Regions from separate parts of the Homo sapiens genome. Here region 1 is linked to region 2. The links are chromatin loops, found by intact Hi-C in ENCODE. Cell type or tissue: chondrocyte. All regions are shown on one strand.

Region 1 (8,000 bases), 50 kb before region 2:
CAGAAGAAGAGAACAAATAATGGACTAAAAGGGAAAAGGACATGTACTTCATTATTGCCTCTTGGCATTTAATAGCTGGCTCTGGTTTCATTCACAGAACCAATGATCTCCACACCATCAGGCATAAAAGCAGACAACATAAAGATACAGCAGATTTCCTTGCCTCTGCCTCTGCATATTTTTGTCATTGTCTACCTAAAACTTCTCATTTTGTATAGTTTTGGTAAATAACCTTTACTGTACATACTCTTTATAATGTGACAGGAATTGTAAGTACGTTACATGTGTAAATTAATTATCACCACAAGCTTATGGGGTAGGTACCCCTATTATGCTCATTTTACCAAAGAGGTAATGGAGGCTGAAGGGGTTTGTCTGCAGCATGAGCTTATTATAAGTGGCAAGGCCGGAACTGAAACTCAGACTATACGTCCCCTCCAGATACATGCTCTCAATCCCTAGGATGTTCCCTGATGAACAGAGAGCGTCACAGTCTTCTATAATTCTCAGTGTACAATTTGGTGAGACAGGATGGCTTCTTATTACCTCAATTTCTTCTTATCCTAGCATGAACTCCTTTGAGGCTGTAGCCTGATGCCAGAGTCAAGAGAAACAACCCTTTTCACATTTTGTAAGTAGCACAATGATACACTTTTGTAAATTCTTTACATGTTAGCAAACAATGTTTTTGCTTTTTTTTCACATGTTATTCCTTGAAATATACTTGGAAAATTTGTGTGAGGGTGAAAGAGAACACAATGTAATTTCTTTGGAATTTTTTATGTAGGCAATAAAGTCATCTGTAAGTAGTGACAATTTTATTTCTTCCTTTCTGATCTAAATACCTTTTATTTCCTCTTTTTGCTTCATTGCAATGGCTAAAAGTTCCAGCACTATGTTGAATATGAGTAGTGGGAGCAAAAATCCTTGCCTTGCTCCTGATCCCGGGGGAAAAAATTTAGTCTTTCACCTTTGCGTACAATGTTAGTTGTAGATCTTTTGCAGATGCTCTTTTATCAAGTTGAGGACATTCCATCTATATTCCTAGCTTGATGAGAGTTTTTAATCATGAATGGGTGTTGGATTTGATAAAATTCTTTATCTTTGTCGGTTGATATGATAATATTTTTTTTGGACTATTTATATGCTGGATGGATTACATTGGTTGGTTTTTAAATGTTGAAACAGCCTTGCATTCATGGAACATAACCAAACTTAATCAGGGTATATAATTCTTTTTATATATTGCTTAATTCTATTTGCTACAATTTTTGAAGTATTTTTGTGCTTATATTTATGGGGGTTGTTGATCTGTAGGTTTTATTTTTTTTTGGTACTGTCTTTGTACTGGCTTTGGTACCAGGGTACTACTAGCTTTATAAAATGAAAGTGTTCCCTCCTTTTCTATTTTCTAGAATTGGTATTAATTCTTCTTTAAAGGTTGTTCAACATAATTTACTTATGAAACTCATTTGGACAAATTAGTGTGATTTAGCCCAGTTTTATTTTTAATGATTTTTGCTTAAGTTTCTGTCACTGAGAACCCGTCTTCCATTTTTTCCTATTCTTAAAATGGGTGTTTCATTGAAGTTTTACATCCTCTCCAAAACTTAAGGTGTTTTAGTTAGTGGGGCTGTCAGTCTAGCACTTTCCTCTCAGAACTCTTGGGGAACTTGTATACACAATGGCATGCCCTGTGATAGGATCCACAGGGGCAGACAAAGCTGGTAGTCTCTCTGGAATGTTATAGGAGCTCATGTATTCACTTAGCTCCATATCCTGTGGCTGCTTGAATTCCCTCTCCCAAGCTAGCTCACACTGAGAAACAGGCACTGCAGAAAAGGCAATCAATCTGAAACTTGGAAATAGGAGGCAGAGAGGGGGCAGGAAAGAAGGAGTGGTGCAGGGAACCAAACTGGGAATGTTAAATCTTCCTCCTGCCCTTACCAAGCTGTATTCAGAATGTAAAACATAGTGTTTGGTTTGGCATTGGTATTATAGTTGGAAAAAACTTCAAGAGAAACTCAATTTATACTGGCAATCTTTCTCTATTGCTTTTTTAAAAGTCTCCCTTTAAAAAAACATTTTTTTCCTCTGTTACTGTTTCCGATTACAAAAGTAATCTGTGTGGTAAAAATTCAACAATGCAGAAGTATATAATATAAAAAGTGACTTTCCCCTCTTTTTCTGCCCTTTCTCTTATTTTTTTAAGTCCTTCTCAGGTTCCAACTTGGTGCTGAACTTGCCCACATTTTCTTTTTCTTACTCTTCTTCCTCGTCTCTTTCTGTAAGAGTTCTAAACGATTTTTAAGGGAAGCCAAGCCTTCCTTTAAAAAACCAAGGCTACTTGTGTTTGCATAAAGCACTGGCTACTAAGCACTTACTACATGCCCTGCCTTGTAGCACCTACCCTCTTCCCATGCAAATGGCTCTGCCCAGCTCTACAGATATCTACTTAACAGCATCTGGCTTAGCCAAACCATTTCACACTAACCTAGCCACATAAAACTATTTCTGGCTAAATCTCTAACATCTTGGTTAAAGAATATGTTTTTAGCACTTTTGAGTTATAATTTGGGGTGGAATATTATTGTGTGGGAGACTGCTATTAAAATGGTTTTGGCAGTGAACTCTGAGGGGGAAAGCTTTTCTAACTTTGCTCCCTGTCTTATTGGCTGGCATTTAAAGCTGGATAGTTTTGATTGGCCAATCATCTGCTTAAGACATTCCTTTGTTTCTTTACTTCCCAGTTAAAGGAGTTGGATATTTCTGTTATATAAACATGCCTCGGGCTTTGGAGTTAGTTATATCCCTTCTGATAGTCAAGTACATAGGTAGCAAGGGTGAAGTGGTTCAGCGTGTGGATTCTGGAGCCATACTTCTCGCCTGAGTGTCTGTTTGCCTGCCCATCTGTCTGCCTCCTTATTTTTCAAATCCCACAACTACCATTTACTGCCTATGCAATGTTAGATAAGTTAGCTAACCTCAAAGTGTATCAGCTTTTTCATCAGTGATGGTGAGATTATGGCAGAATGTACCTCAGGGGGTTGGTGTGAGGATTACATATGTTAATGTGTGGAAAACACTTAGAACAGACCCTGCCATACAGTTAGTCCCATATAAATATTAGCTATTATAGTGACTACATAGAAAATATCCAGTAACTTATATACGGCCAAGCGACCAGAGTCTCTACATTGTCAGGGTTATACAGAAGATAAAATGTAAGATAGCTATTCCCTAAAAAAGAAAGGATCAGAGACCCTAATTCCTACACACCAAGGATAAAGGGTAAAGGTTGTAGCAATAACTAAATTATTTAGTGTTTCCTGATAATATTCTGTTCACTCTTCCCATTCTCACCTCACTCGATCATTTGTGTGGCTATAGTGGGGACAGAATTCTTGGCAGTGGAACTGACAAGGATAGGTTTAATAGGGTATTTATGATAACCCCTTTCTGAGGCAGCCGGGATTGGGAGTTGACCTCACTCCTGTAGCAGGGAAGGATGTTATGCTAACAGTAAAAAGAATTTACTTGCCAACAGTCTCTCTCTTAATTTATATTACCCAAAGGCCCTAGATGCCACAGTTACTCTATAAGGAAAAATACTTCAACTTATCTCTTTATATCTAAACACCTTTCCCCAATATATTCTCTCATTAAACTAACAAGCCGGCCTATTCTCCCAGACTATCAGGTACTTCCTATCTTGCTTTAATCTTGACTCAGTCTGGACTTGTGGATAATGTCCCTCTCAATAGCCCCTTCAATTTCCTGGACTTGTCATTTTAATTCACATCCATTTGTCACTCTGCAGCCCTGGATCAATTTTCTCTGCTGCTTCAAGGAGCTCCCAGCCCCTGCTGCTGCTGTGCCTGCTCTTGCGGCCACTGGAGAAATCCTGGTGACAGGGTGCTCAGAGGCTTTATTTCCACATTAATGAGCGCCAGGCTCAACTAGGCTCTCCATCCTACTCTGCAACCTCTTTACTTGTCCTAGTAATCTCCTTGCACTGTGGTGTATGTAAGAACAGGGCTCTTGAGGTTTCACAAATGAAAAACCCTTTCCTTTTATGATGTCACAGTGATTATTTGCCAGGCCTGATCCAAGGGCTGTGCTACTGAATTAGATGCCCCCTCACTGATGTTAATGACACATACATAATTTTGCATCCTTTCTTCTACCTTAGCTGTATGTGAAATAGTATTTTTGAGATATTAACTTGTTGTTCTTGTTGCTTTTCTCGGTATATCACTCTTCTGCCTTCCTGTTATTCAAACAGATATCTGTGCTTCAGTGAAGGTTTGTAGCAAGGTTTCCTGGTCTTTGTGTTTTTATAAAAACCTGAGCCCATTATTCTAGAAGCCTCTGAAGCAAACAAGAATAACAAAGAGAACGATTTCCCCCTGATTAGAGAAAAACTCTCCCCAACCTCAGTGGTGAGAGGAGAGAAGGAGAGGAAATGATGACAGCCAAGAGTCCAGAGAGGAAGTGAATGCAGGTTGTGTCAAGGTGGATTAGGTCCTGTGCCTAAACCTACAGAGGAAATAGTTGAGAGAGGTTTTGGAGTTGAAGGGGCCACCAGACAGGAATGAGGGACTTTCAGCAGCCATCTCCAAGGGCCAATGACCTACACCTGTGTGACTTATTACTCTAGGACTACATGTCCACCACCACCCAATATCTTTGCTCCCCTCCCCTTTTTGCACTGGACTTTAAACACAAACCTGCTGAAAGGAAAAACCCAAACTTTATGGGAACTAGATTTTTGCTGCCCCAGGGGAGTGATAGGCTCAAAATAGAAATTAGGTTGAATTAGTTCAAAAGTTACATTTCTTGCTCATTAAAGTAGATTCCTAAAAGAAAGAAATGATACTTTTGCACACCTGAGTATGAGAAAAGCTTGTACACACAAGTTTGTGAACATTGCATTTTGGTAGAACCTTCTCTCTCTTAAGTAACATTTTAAAATCAACAGCAATAGTCACACAAAGCGGTGCCTTTCAGATTGGCTTCCAAGAAAATTTCTAATGGACCTTCGTAGAGCTTGAGGGGAAAGCAGGTTGGTAGGAGTCTGGACATCAACCAGCACAGCTTTCTCCAAAGTACTTTCCCTTTTATCTGTTTAATGTGAGTATTATTGTAACATTCTCTTTAAATGGAAGATTCAGATAAAAAATTTTTATAGTTGTTCTGTGAGATAGATCTATATAGGCAGGATACTAATTTGTTTTGGTTGTTGTTTTATTTTGCTTGTACAACTTCGGAACCAGTTCTGAAAGCAATTCCCGGTGTTTTTAAAGCAATGACAACAGAAGTGCATGGCTTCTTTTAGAGGGAATTATTTTGAAGGTCAGCACTTGGTTGCATTTTAAGTTCTCATGTTGCTAAAGAAGAAAGTCAGTCTCTTGGCTCCAGGGTCACATGTCACATTTTCACTGTCAATATAGTTCTGATAAAACAGGATTAATAAATCTGTTCCTTAAAATGCAAGGGCAAAACTGTGAATAAGTAACATTTCAGTTGGGCTAACTAGAATATTCTTTGCTGGTTGAGTCTATTATTTCCATTGCAATAATCATTTCCATTTCAAAATTAAATGACACTCCAACCTCTAACAGGACAGGAAATGGCTTTCTCGTTCCAGGGTTCAAGGAAGAGTGCTTGAGAATGAATAATAGTTTTCTTCATCATCCTTCACTTCTCTAATACAATGCTAGCATACTGGGTATTTCTTCCTTCCTTCTTGAGACTTTTCAGAACTTTACCAAGGGGAACTCTCTGGGCTCTGGGCTGTTGAAGGAGCCCCCTAGACAGAAGAATAACTGCTGGAAAAGAAGCAGTTTCTACCCAGATTGTGGATCTGTACCCTTCCTTCTCATGTACCCAATAGTCTGAGAGCATCTAGTTTTGGTTTGCTATTAAGGGGTGGATTCAGCACATACAGCAGGTAGCTGCTGCATCTTGGATGATTCCAAAGACTTCGTTTACTTTATGAAATCCTTGGTCCTTGGTACTGACTCTTGTGGTAAAGAGGAGAGTTAGGAAGCTTCTAGGAAGGAGGTAGGGGATTCCATTCAGAATGCTCTGCTGACCATTAGTGGCCAGAACAAATTGGAAATGATCATACGACACTAGAGGTAATCTAGGAGGGCAGTTTGTGTCCCTTAGTGCAAAATTCATGTGTTTTAATGAAGAGTAGTGTCATCTCTGGTCTCTGTTGCTCTCTCTCTTTTCTTGACAAGTTAGGGTCTCTAGACATCTATTTGTTGTGTAGGACTTTATTTTCTAAATGGTTTGGAAATTTAATTGATTTCCAGATTAAATGGATAACACTTCTTTTAGTCTTCTCTGGATGAAACTTGAAAGGTTAATGAAAAGTATGTGGAAATTATTTGAGCTCAGTGATTTCAGTGACTCAGTTAGGTATGAAATTCTGAAAGGACTAAATATTTTATATATATATACATAAATATTATATATATGTATATATACATAAATATTATATATATGTATATATACATAAATATTATACATACATATGTATATATACACGGAGAGAGAGAGAGAGAGAGAGGAGAGAGAGAGAGAGGTCTCACTCTGTTGCCCAGGCTGGAGTGTAGTGGCGCCATCATGGCTCACTGCAGCCGCGACCTCCCGGGCTGAAGCCGTCTTCCCACCTCAGCCTCCCAGGTAGCTGGGCCTACAGGAATGCCACCATCATGCTTGGCTAATTTTTTTATTGTTTGTAGAGACAGGGTTTTGCCATGTTGCCCAGGCTGGTCTTGAACTCCTGGGCTCAGGCAATCTGCCCGCTTAGCCTCCCAAAGTGTTGGGATTACAGGAGTGAGCCACCATGCCCAGCTGGACTAAATATTTAACACACTTAGACTGAATATCAAAAACCTATTGCAGTCTCTACATTTCTATCTTGGATAGGAGTAACAAAGAAGTTACAAGTAAATAAAAGATCAATTAGAAGTTCACCAATGAAATGCTGCTACTAATAAGTATAAAATATTTCTTTTACAAACACGCATCCTTATTTCAGAAATTTACAGTTGTACTATATAGAGTATTTCATAATTTTTCCCTTTCAATATAAAATAAATTATTTTAAAAGTTAATCAGCATTATAAAAATAAGCTGTGGTTCAGAACATATCTTTAATCTTTGAAAAAATATGTTATGACTCCAGTCAAGAATATAGAGTGGTGTTCACTTTGGCAGCACACATACTAAAATTGTAATGATGCAGAGAATATTAGCAGGACCCTGTGCAGGAATGACATACAAATTTGTGAAGCATTCCATATTATATTTTTTAAAAAAGAATATAGAGTGTATCATTCATTCACATTTCTATCATTCTTCAAAGAGCCACAAAGTTAGGAGGACAAGTGACTTAAACATTTTAGTATTAAATATCCCTTCCATGAAGAAATCCTTCCTCTGTGTAACCAAAACCACTCAAAAAATTACCTCAACTTCTTTAAATTATGTTAGTATGTTTTACTTACTTCCATTCTTTCATTGCCTCAGTAGATAAAGACAGGAATAAAGGAAGGAACTTTTTTTTTTAAATAAACACAATGATGTCATAAAAGGCCTTACCATTGTCCCTGTTCTAAAAGAAAACAGACGTAAACTTCTAACCTCATAAAACAAATCATGCATGAACACTAAAGGTCATTCTTTCCATCACTGCTTATTTCTCATTATTCAAAATGGTAATTTTTTCAGTTACTCAATCACTGGAATTGCCCAAGAAAAAGGACATTGACCTATCAAAATATGCATAGGATCATACAATCTTCCTTCTCTGTCACTCATATATGGTACCAGATTTAGCAAATAAAGATACAGAACACCAGTTAAATTTGAATTTCAAGTAAAAAACAAATAATTTTTTAGTGTACGTCTCATGCAATATTTGGAACTCTGTAGTTTATCTGGCAATCCTATCAGCTAACAGATTTTCTTCCTTCTTTTATTGA
Region 2 (8,000 bases):
ACTAGGTAATCAGAAAAAGCCTGGTACAGAGACAGTAGGTCCAACTTTGTTGCAAAGGACTGTGTATTACTGATGATTAATTCCAATACCCATGGAATACCATGCACTGGTATAAACAGATGATCAAGCAACATATGGGATATCTCAGCAGATTCCTTCTTGGACAAGAGATTTGGATACCAGAATGCTTCCCCTAACAACATTCTCATACTATATAAGACACTGCACTCCAGACCTTATGTCCAACTCCAGAAAATGAGGGCAAAATATCTAAGAGAACTATGTATCCAACTGTCCCATCACAGGCAATGTATCAGGCTGAAAATTAATCAGTGGATACTCAAGAATAAAATAAGATCTACATAAGCAGAAAATGTAAGCTGATAACATTCTCTCATGATAAAGCAAACCCTCTTCTTTTAACTTTAACTTTGAAGTAAAAAGGCAAACAAGTAAAATCTACACAATATGTATGTAAGTAGTGGCCAGTGTGTTTAAATGTAGAAGGTAGGATTCCTTAAAAGCAAAAATTATAGTATTATGATTAGGTAAATCTTGGAATTAATTTAGGAAGGAAGCAAAATAAAATTTTATCATTATTATCTCTTATTTCATTCTTTATATGACATTCAAAATTTGAGGTTTTATTCTAACACTAACATAATATTAGCCACCTTTATAGGTTAAAAAAGTCAAGAATACTCCCAACTAGAAAATGAATCCTGGGGTTATTTATGTTTGTATTTTGCAGTAGCAGTAGAAATAGGTGGCTGGTCTGGAATATTACTTCTGAATGCTGTTTACTATGCTAGTTATTTGTAATAGTGGTGCCAAGAGTTAATAAATAAAAGCTCTTTTTTTCCCTGTTACCTTTTAGGGTCCTGAGCCCTTTCCACTTGTGAAGAGATAATGATTCCAGCTTCCAAGAGATGTTGTAGTGATTTAGAGGTACCCATAAAACCTCAGCATCAAATCCAATAAAAAATGCTGAGCGCTAACCAGTGGTAAGGGTCCATGTATAACATGAATCAACGAGTGAGAGGTGCTGAATTAAGGAATAACATCTCATAGTTCAATCAACACTTAGGATTTGAATATTGATTGCTTTGATATACAAGTACATGTGCTTTCAAGTCCTTCCTTTACTCACGGTTCAATTTTTGTACGGACTATACCATCTACTAGATCAGGGATTTGTAATATGGCCTCTGAGCCAAATCCAATCTATCCTCTGATTTTGTACATAAAGCTTTATTGGAATATACCCACACCCACTCATTTATATTTGGTCTCTGGCTGTTCTTGGACTACAACAACAGAGTTGAATAGTTGAGACAAAGACTACATGACCCCAAAAGACCAAAATATTTACTGTCTGTTTCTTGACTGAAAAAAGTTTGACAACTCCTGGGCTAGATGGTCAAAATGGATATGGAACAACCAGTGTAATTCTTTCAGAAGGCCCACTCCCTGGCCAGCCTGCCAAATTATTAAATTCTTTGTTAGGTCTTCTGTTCTTTTTGTCCACTCTATATTTTTCTGGAACTGTTTACACAAAGCTGAGAACTGGGTGGGGTTTTCATTCGCAATGAGCTACAGTTTTCTTAGGGACAATAGTTTAATAGATTTATACAATCCTCCTTTTTTTTTTTTTGAGATGGAGGCTCACTCTGTTGTCCAGGCTGGAGTGCAGTGGTGCGATCTCAGCTCACTGCAACCTCCACTTCCCAGGTTCAAGCAATCCGCCTGTCCCAGCCTCCCGAGTAGCTGGGATTACAGGCACACACCAGCACACCTGGCTAGTTTTTGTATTTTTAGTAGAGGTAGGGTTTCATCATCTTGGCCAGGCTGGTCTCGAACGCCTGACCTCAGGTGATCCACTGGTCCTCAGCTTCCCCAAGAGCTGGGATTACAGGCGTGAGCCACCATGCCCAGCCTCTTTCTAAATAATATTTTATTTTATTATTTTATTTGTATTTATTTATTTATTGAGACAGAGTCTCACTCTGTCGCCAGGTTGGGGTGCAGTGGTGCGATCTCGGCTCACTGCAACCTCTGCCTCCCGGGTTCCAGCGATTCTCCTCCCTCAGCCTCCTGAGTAGCTGGCATTACAGGCGCCTGCCACCATGCCAGGCTAATTTTTGTATTTTTAGTAGAGATGGGGTTTCACCAAGTTGGCCAGGATGGTCTTGATCTCTTGACCTCATGATCTGCCTGCCTCGGCCCCGCAAAGTGCTGGGATTACAGGCGTGAGCCACCGTGCCTGGCCTCTGAAGAATATTTTAAAAGCAAGCAAACAAAAACACACAGTAGCAAATCTGGGAAAGAGGCCACTGAATCTGAACATTTTGTCATTTTGTCAAGCAGCACCTAATTCACAGATATGGATGACTGAGCCCTGAGAACTACTCAACAGAATCCATACGTCCAGGAGACAGGAAAGCTTTACTAGATGAGGGTTAGGAGAAGAGGTGGGATCTTTGTGGCAGAAACGAAATCGATGATGGGGTAAGTGACTCTGTAGGGATCCAGGAAAGATGGTGGTTCAGATTGTACTAATACATTTGGAGAAAGATAAGTTTGTGAAGGCTCTCAAGATTAAAAACCATGCAAGGCTTGGCTGGACCATGGGCTCTTTGGCCCACCTCATGAAAGGGCCTCTCAGAAGGGAAGACATCAGCTGTGGGTTATGTTTTAAAATTCTAGGAAACAAGCTACACAGAGGGTCTATGTTTATATTATGAGTCACAGCAGGGACAGGTGATGGGTCTAGGCCTTAACGTCTGCATACAATGTCTCTGACTGCCAAGATTGCTCTGAGGAGTTGTTTGTAAGAGTGAGTTTGAAAAGGAAATAAGGGAATGAAAAGGCCTCTTTCTTTCAGTGACCATTTTATACTTTGGACTCTTTTCTTCCATTTGGTAAGGACAAATGATAGCAGTATACAAGGGATGTTGTAGCAACTTAAACTGTTCAGCAAAATTTCAGCAGGACCTTCGATGAAAAGTACTGAACACTAGATACTACTAGGAATAGGAATAATATGAGAATGAATAAAGAGATAAATGAATGAATCACAGGGAATACCCTGGATAATGGATAATGAAAAAGTAATAAAGAAACACCCCATTCTTTTTAAACGGAGAGTCAGAATTCAAAAATATTGGCTGCTTGGAAACTCCACTATCTTAGCTTTAAAGCTCTCCCTTTTGTTCCTGAAATTTTATCTCTAGAATTTTATGTGCCATCTGCCAAATGTCCTTAGCTTGTCGCTATAACAGCCATTAACATTCCATGGGTCCGCTACTCAGTCAGTAAAGATTGACATCATGGCCATATTATATAGAACTGCCAAGGAAGCCAGGCCAAGCATGATTTTCCACATCCACTTCAATTGTTGTCTTAATTTCTTTGACAAAGACCTGAATTAAAGAACAAGAGAGAAACCTGTAGAGCATGGCAACAACAAAGAAATAGACACGGAACTGCTTTAGGCAGAAACACACACACACAAACATTCCCAAGTGCACACATACAGACAAATAAGCAGCAGGACTTGTTCTGGACAGCTGAAGCAATATGCACCCCCGCAATAATGAGGCTTTCATCTCATAGCTCATTATTAATGCAGGGGAGCTTGATGAAGAACAAGGATGTGTTCTACAATTCTATGAGAAAATTCAGTCTGCAATTTGAGCTAGAGGACAGCAACAAAGATAAGCACCCAATGGAGCATCTGACCCATACTTAGTTATATTTCTATTAAAATGTCCTTTTTCAATTTGAACTAATTATGAGCGTGTAACTGATAGTGAAGAACACCAAGCATCAAATATTTTTTACAACTCATTTGGCTTCTGGTTGTGCTATATTGTTGCCTGTGATAGAGTTGGGTTTTTGAGTGGTGGGATCACCCTGGACCAAGGAAGTTATTTCTGCATTGTGTTCAGCCCCAGCAGCCCTGTTTCAGTTCTCAAGCAGGCCAAGCATCCTCTTGAATTCTATGTCTTTGCTCAGATTGTTCCCTCTGACCATGCTTTGTCATACACCCACAAGCACTCACTCAATGTTTCTTGGTTTCTTGGTGGTGGTGATAACAGACATGCCATGCTTCTAGGACTGGACACTCCAGGAACTTGACTAGGTACATGGCAAAGCCCTGGAAAAGAAAGAGCACAGATTGGGGAAATAACAAGGATGGATGTGAATTCTGGGCTTTTCAACTTACATCCTGTGAGAGTCAACTAATAAAGTATAAGAATTCTCCCTCCTCCTCCCCCTCCCCCTCCCCTCCCCTCCCCTCCCCTCCCTCTCCCCTCCCCTCCCCTCCCCCTCCCCCTCCCCCTCCCCCTCCCCCTCCCTCTCCCTCTCTCTTCTTCGGTCTCCCTCTGTTGCCGAGGCTGGACTGTACTGCCGTGATCTCAGCTCGCTGCAACCTCCCTGCCTTGGGCTCCTGTGATTCTCCTGCCTCGGCCTGCCGAGTGCCTGGGATTGCAGGCACGCGCTGCCACACCTGACTGGTTTTTCTATTTTTGGTGGAGACGGGGTTTTGCCGTGTTGACTGGGCTGGTCTCCAGCTCCTGACCTCGAGTGATCTGCCCGCCTCGGCCTCCCAAGGTGCTGGGATTGCAGACGGAGTCTCGCTCACTCAATGCTCAATGTTGCCCAGGCTGGAGTGCAGTGGCATGATCTCGGCTCGCTACAACCTCCACCTCCCAGCCACCTGCCTTGGCCTCCCAAAGTGCTAAGATTACAGCCTCTGCCCGGCCGCCACCCCATCTAGGAAGTGAGGAGCGTCTCTGCCTGGCCGCCCATTGTCTAGGATGTGAGGAGCCCCTCTGCCCGGCCGCCCCGTCTAGGAAGTGAGGAGCACCTCTGCCTGGCCGCCCCGTCTGGGAAGTGATGAGCGCCTCTGCCCGGCCGCCCCATCTGGGAAGTGAGGCGTGCCTGTGCCCGGCCGCCCCGTCTGGGAGGTGAGGAGCACCTCTGCCTGGCCGCCACCCCATCTGGGAGGTGAGGAGCGTCTTTGCCTGGCTGCCACCCCGTCTGGGAAGTGAGGAGCGCCTCTGCCCGGCCGCCCCATCTGGGAGGTGAGGAGTGCCTCTGCCCAGCCGCCCCGTCTGGGAGGTGAGGAGCGCCTCTGACTGGCTGCTGTGCAATCTTCCAAGTGTGAAGTGACAGCCTTTCTGCAGATGTACCCAACACCTCTGAAGAGACAGCGACCATGGAGAACGGGCCATGATGACAATGGCGGTTTTGTCGAAAAGAAAAGGGGGAAATGTGGGGAAAAGAAAGAGAGATCAGATTGTTACTGTGTCTGTGTAGAAAGAAGTAGACATAGGAGACTCCATTTTGTTCTGTACTAAGAAAAATTCTTCTGCTTTGGGATGCTGTTAATCTATAACCTTACCCCCAATCCCGTGCTCTCTGAAACATGTGCTGTGTCAGCTCAGGGTTAAATGGATTAAGGGCGGTGCAAGATGTGCTTTGTTAAATAGATGTTTGAAGGTAGCATGGTCGTTAAGAGTCATCACCACTCCCTAATCTCAAGTACCCAGGGACACAAACACTGCGGAAGTCCGCAGAGAATTTTTTATTTAAAAAAAAAAAAGATTTTTCACCTGAAAAATTGAAATAAAAATGTTGCCTCATAGGCTTACTTTAAGTATTAAAGGAGAAAGCATGTAGAAAGCTCATAGAACACTGGCAGGCACAGTTCACATGAGTTTCCGTAGTTCTGTAGAGGGAAGGATCCCTGTCTATCTTGGTGTCATTTGTGTTTCACAAGTGCTTTTTGATATTTCATAAATAATTGACACTTGTGTGCCTAATATGTAGTGTTCTGTTATTCCTGCAAATTAATTTATGTTAAAATAATTCATTGGCTTTAACAGATCTCCCCAGCCAAGAACCCAGAATGTTTGCTCTATGGGGAGTCTCATGGGTCTTTACAACATTCCAGGAATGGTGGGCAGGCTCCCTAATTTAATCCCAGTGATCAATTGGCAAACAAAAGGGAAATGACTTGTTCAAGGTCCTGTCATCAGTGATGTCTACATTCTTGGGACCCAGAAAGTAACCCTGACTTTCGCTCCAGCATCGTGGAGTGATTTGCTTTGTAGCTTTGTGCTTCCATAGTCTTTCTGGGGCTAACAGGGTAGCATAGACACCCACATTATGTGTTTGCCTGATGCTTACCTTGAGATTCAAAAGGAGGAGAAGGGAAAAAAGTCAGTAGAATAAAGATGAAGTCTGTCTTCCTCTTTGAACTCAACATGCAAATCGTTCTATTAGATTGAAACATATCAAATTCTTGTTTTTGTAAGTAAAAAATGATTAAATGTCAGCAATTTCATTTGGTTTGGCTAAATATAATAAAGAATGCACTGTATTTCTGACATAATGTAAATGCATATTGTTTTTTCTTCTCTGTAGCAGTTCCAAATGCTTTTTATCACATAATTTCACAGTTTCATTATGGTAATACCACCTCTGCTACAGAAGGGAGGGGACAGGATGGGAATAAAATTTTTGCTGAGTGCCTAGTACAGGCCAGAAACTCTGTTAGGCATGTAACCAACGTTTTTACTTTAAATGCTTAAAAATCCTGCAAGTATATATCAGGGTCTCTTTTATTACTCATATTTTCACTAGGTATGCTCTGTGAGGTCTCTTTTATTACTCATATTTTCACTAAGTGTGCTCTGTGAGGCTCAGTGGAGTTAATTACATTTTCCAAGATTACAGTTAATAAGAGGCAGAGCAGGAGTTCTAACATAGTTGTGTCTGACTTAAAAGCCCAAGCTCTTGCCAATTGCCACATGGCTCCCCTTTTACATGGTAAGCTGCGAGGATTCAAGGCCAGGGTGGTCTAAACTTGTTGAGTATAGTCTGAATGAGATCATAGACATTCATTTGGTTAGTTATATTTATCTTCCTCAAATAAGCATGTGTAAGTAGGCAGTTTTCTATGTGAATCTGGAATTTAAGAGAAATATGTTGTGGGATGAAGCTATGGAATTGGATTTCCAGTGTCTGATACCTAATAAAGCATGATAAATATTTCTTGAAGTAATGAATTATTAGATGAATTAGTTTTTGAGAGTCACCAGCAAGTAAAATTGAGATTATACCCTCCAAATCATTTTCTATGTATATACATTTTTCAAAGTGTTTGAAATCATACAGTACAAACTGTTTTATAATCTTTTAAAAGTAACTTTTATTGGTTTTGTAGTGGGTATAAATTTTCAGGATATAAAATTCAGTGGGTAAACAAATGTATCTTTTCGTTATTATATAACTGATCTTAGTATACATTATGGGCCCCATTCTTCCTCTTGAGGAAAACCTAATCTTGCTAATCAAGGGTAAATTAAGTCACCTTAGGGTTTGCTCAACAAATCCAACATGAGCTAAATCAATTTATGCCTGAATCTAAGCCTCAGGAGTGAGGGACTTATATTGTATCATATAATCCTAGGTGGGAGGAGTAAATAAGAATGATTTGTCTTATAGCCGTTAGGCCAGGGAGAACAAGTAACTACCCTTAAATGAGAGAAGTGAAAAATCTACCCAGTAACTAGCCTTATTCACCTGACAAAAGAAGATCCTGGGGAAGATAGCACCTATTTGCTGATTTGAGTATGGACATTACTCTTCTAGACAAATTTTGGAAAATAATTAGTCTTACTTTCTTGGAGGGGGTGATACCTAAGATGAGAAGTACATTTTCTTTGTGAGGGAACGAGGCTTTTCTAGGGGTAGGAAATGTGACTAGATGAAATATTACTTGATACATTCCCTGCCCCCTCACATATGGGTTTTATCCTCTTTTTGTCTTAATACCTGGGACACCATAGCTTCACAAGAATTCTATGTGTCATCATAATATGGGTAGAGTAGAACAGAGATGGCTTCATTTCATATGATGGCCGGAGAAAGCCTGAGGTAACCCCACTCAACTTTCCAAATTACTCCGAGTTGTGAGAAAACAGTCC

Evidence for each region. A loop is a pair of places that touch in the nucleus more often than their neighbours do. Peaks named below come from ENCODE experiments on the same cell type or tissue, not always from the same donor. Only the 100,000 strongest peaks of a DNase experiment are listed, where the experiment ranks them.
Region 1: it touches region 2 in a loop (2.2-fold over the local background); 2 of 110 quality-filtered maps call a loop at or near these places.

The regions. Positions count from the first base shown.
Region 1 is chrX:101,684,363-101,692,362 of GRCh38, forward strand. It overlaps the pseudogene LOC100420247 and the pseudogene RNU6-587P. Among named protein-coding and RNA genes, the nearest start is that of ARMCX2, 29 kb to the left of the region's middle. In chondrocyte, no CTCF peak of the experiment used is centred here; no DNase peak of the experiment used is centred here.
Region 2 is chrX:101,734,099-101,742,098 of GRCh38, forward strand. No RefSeq gene overlaps it. Among named protein-coding and RNA genes, the nearest start is that of ARMCX2, 78 kb to the left of the region's middle. In chondrocyte, no CTCF peak of the experiment used is centred here; a DNase peak (open chromatin) is centred at 4,993.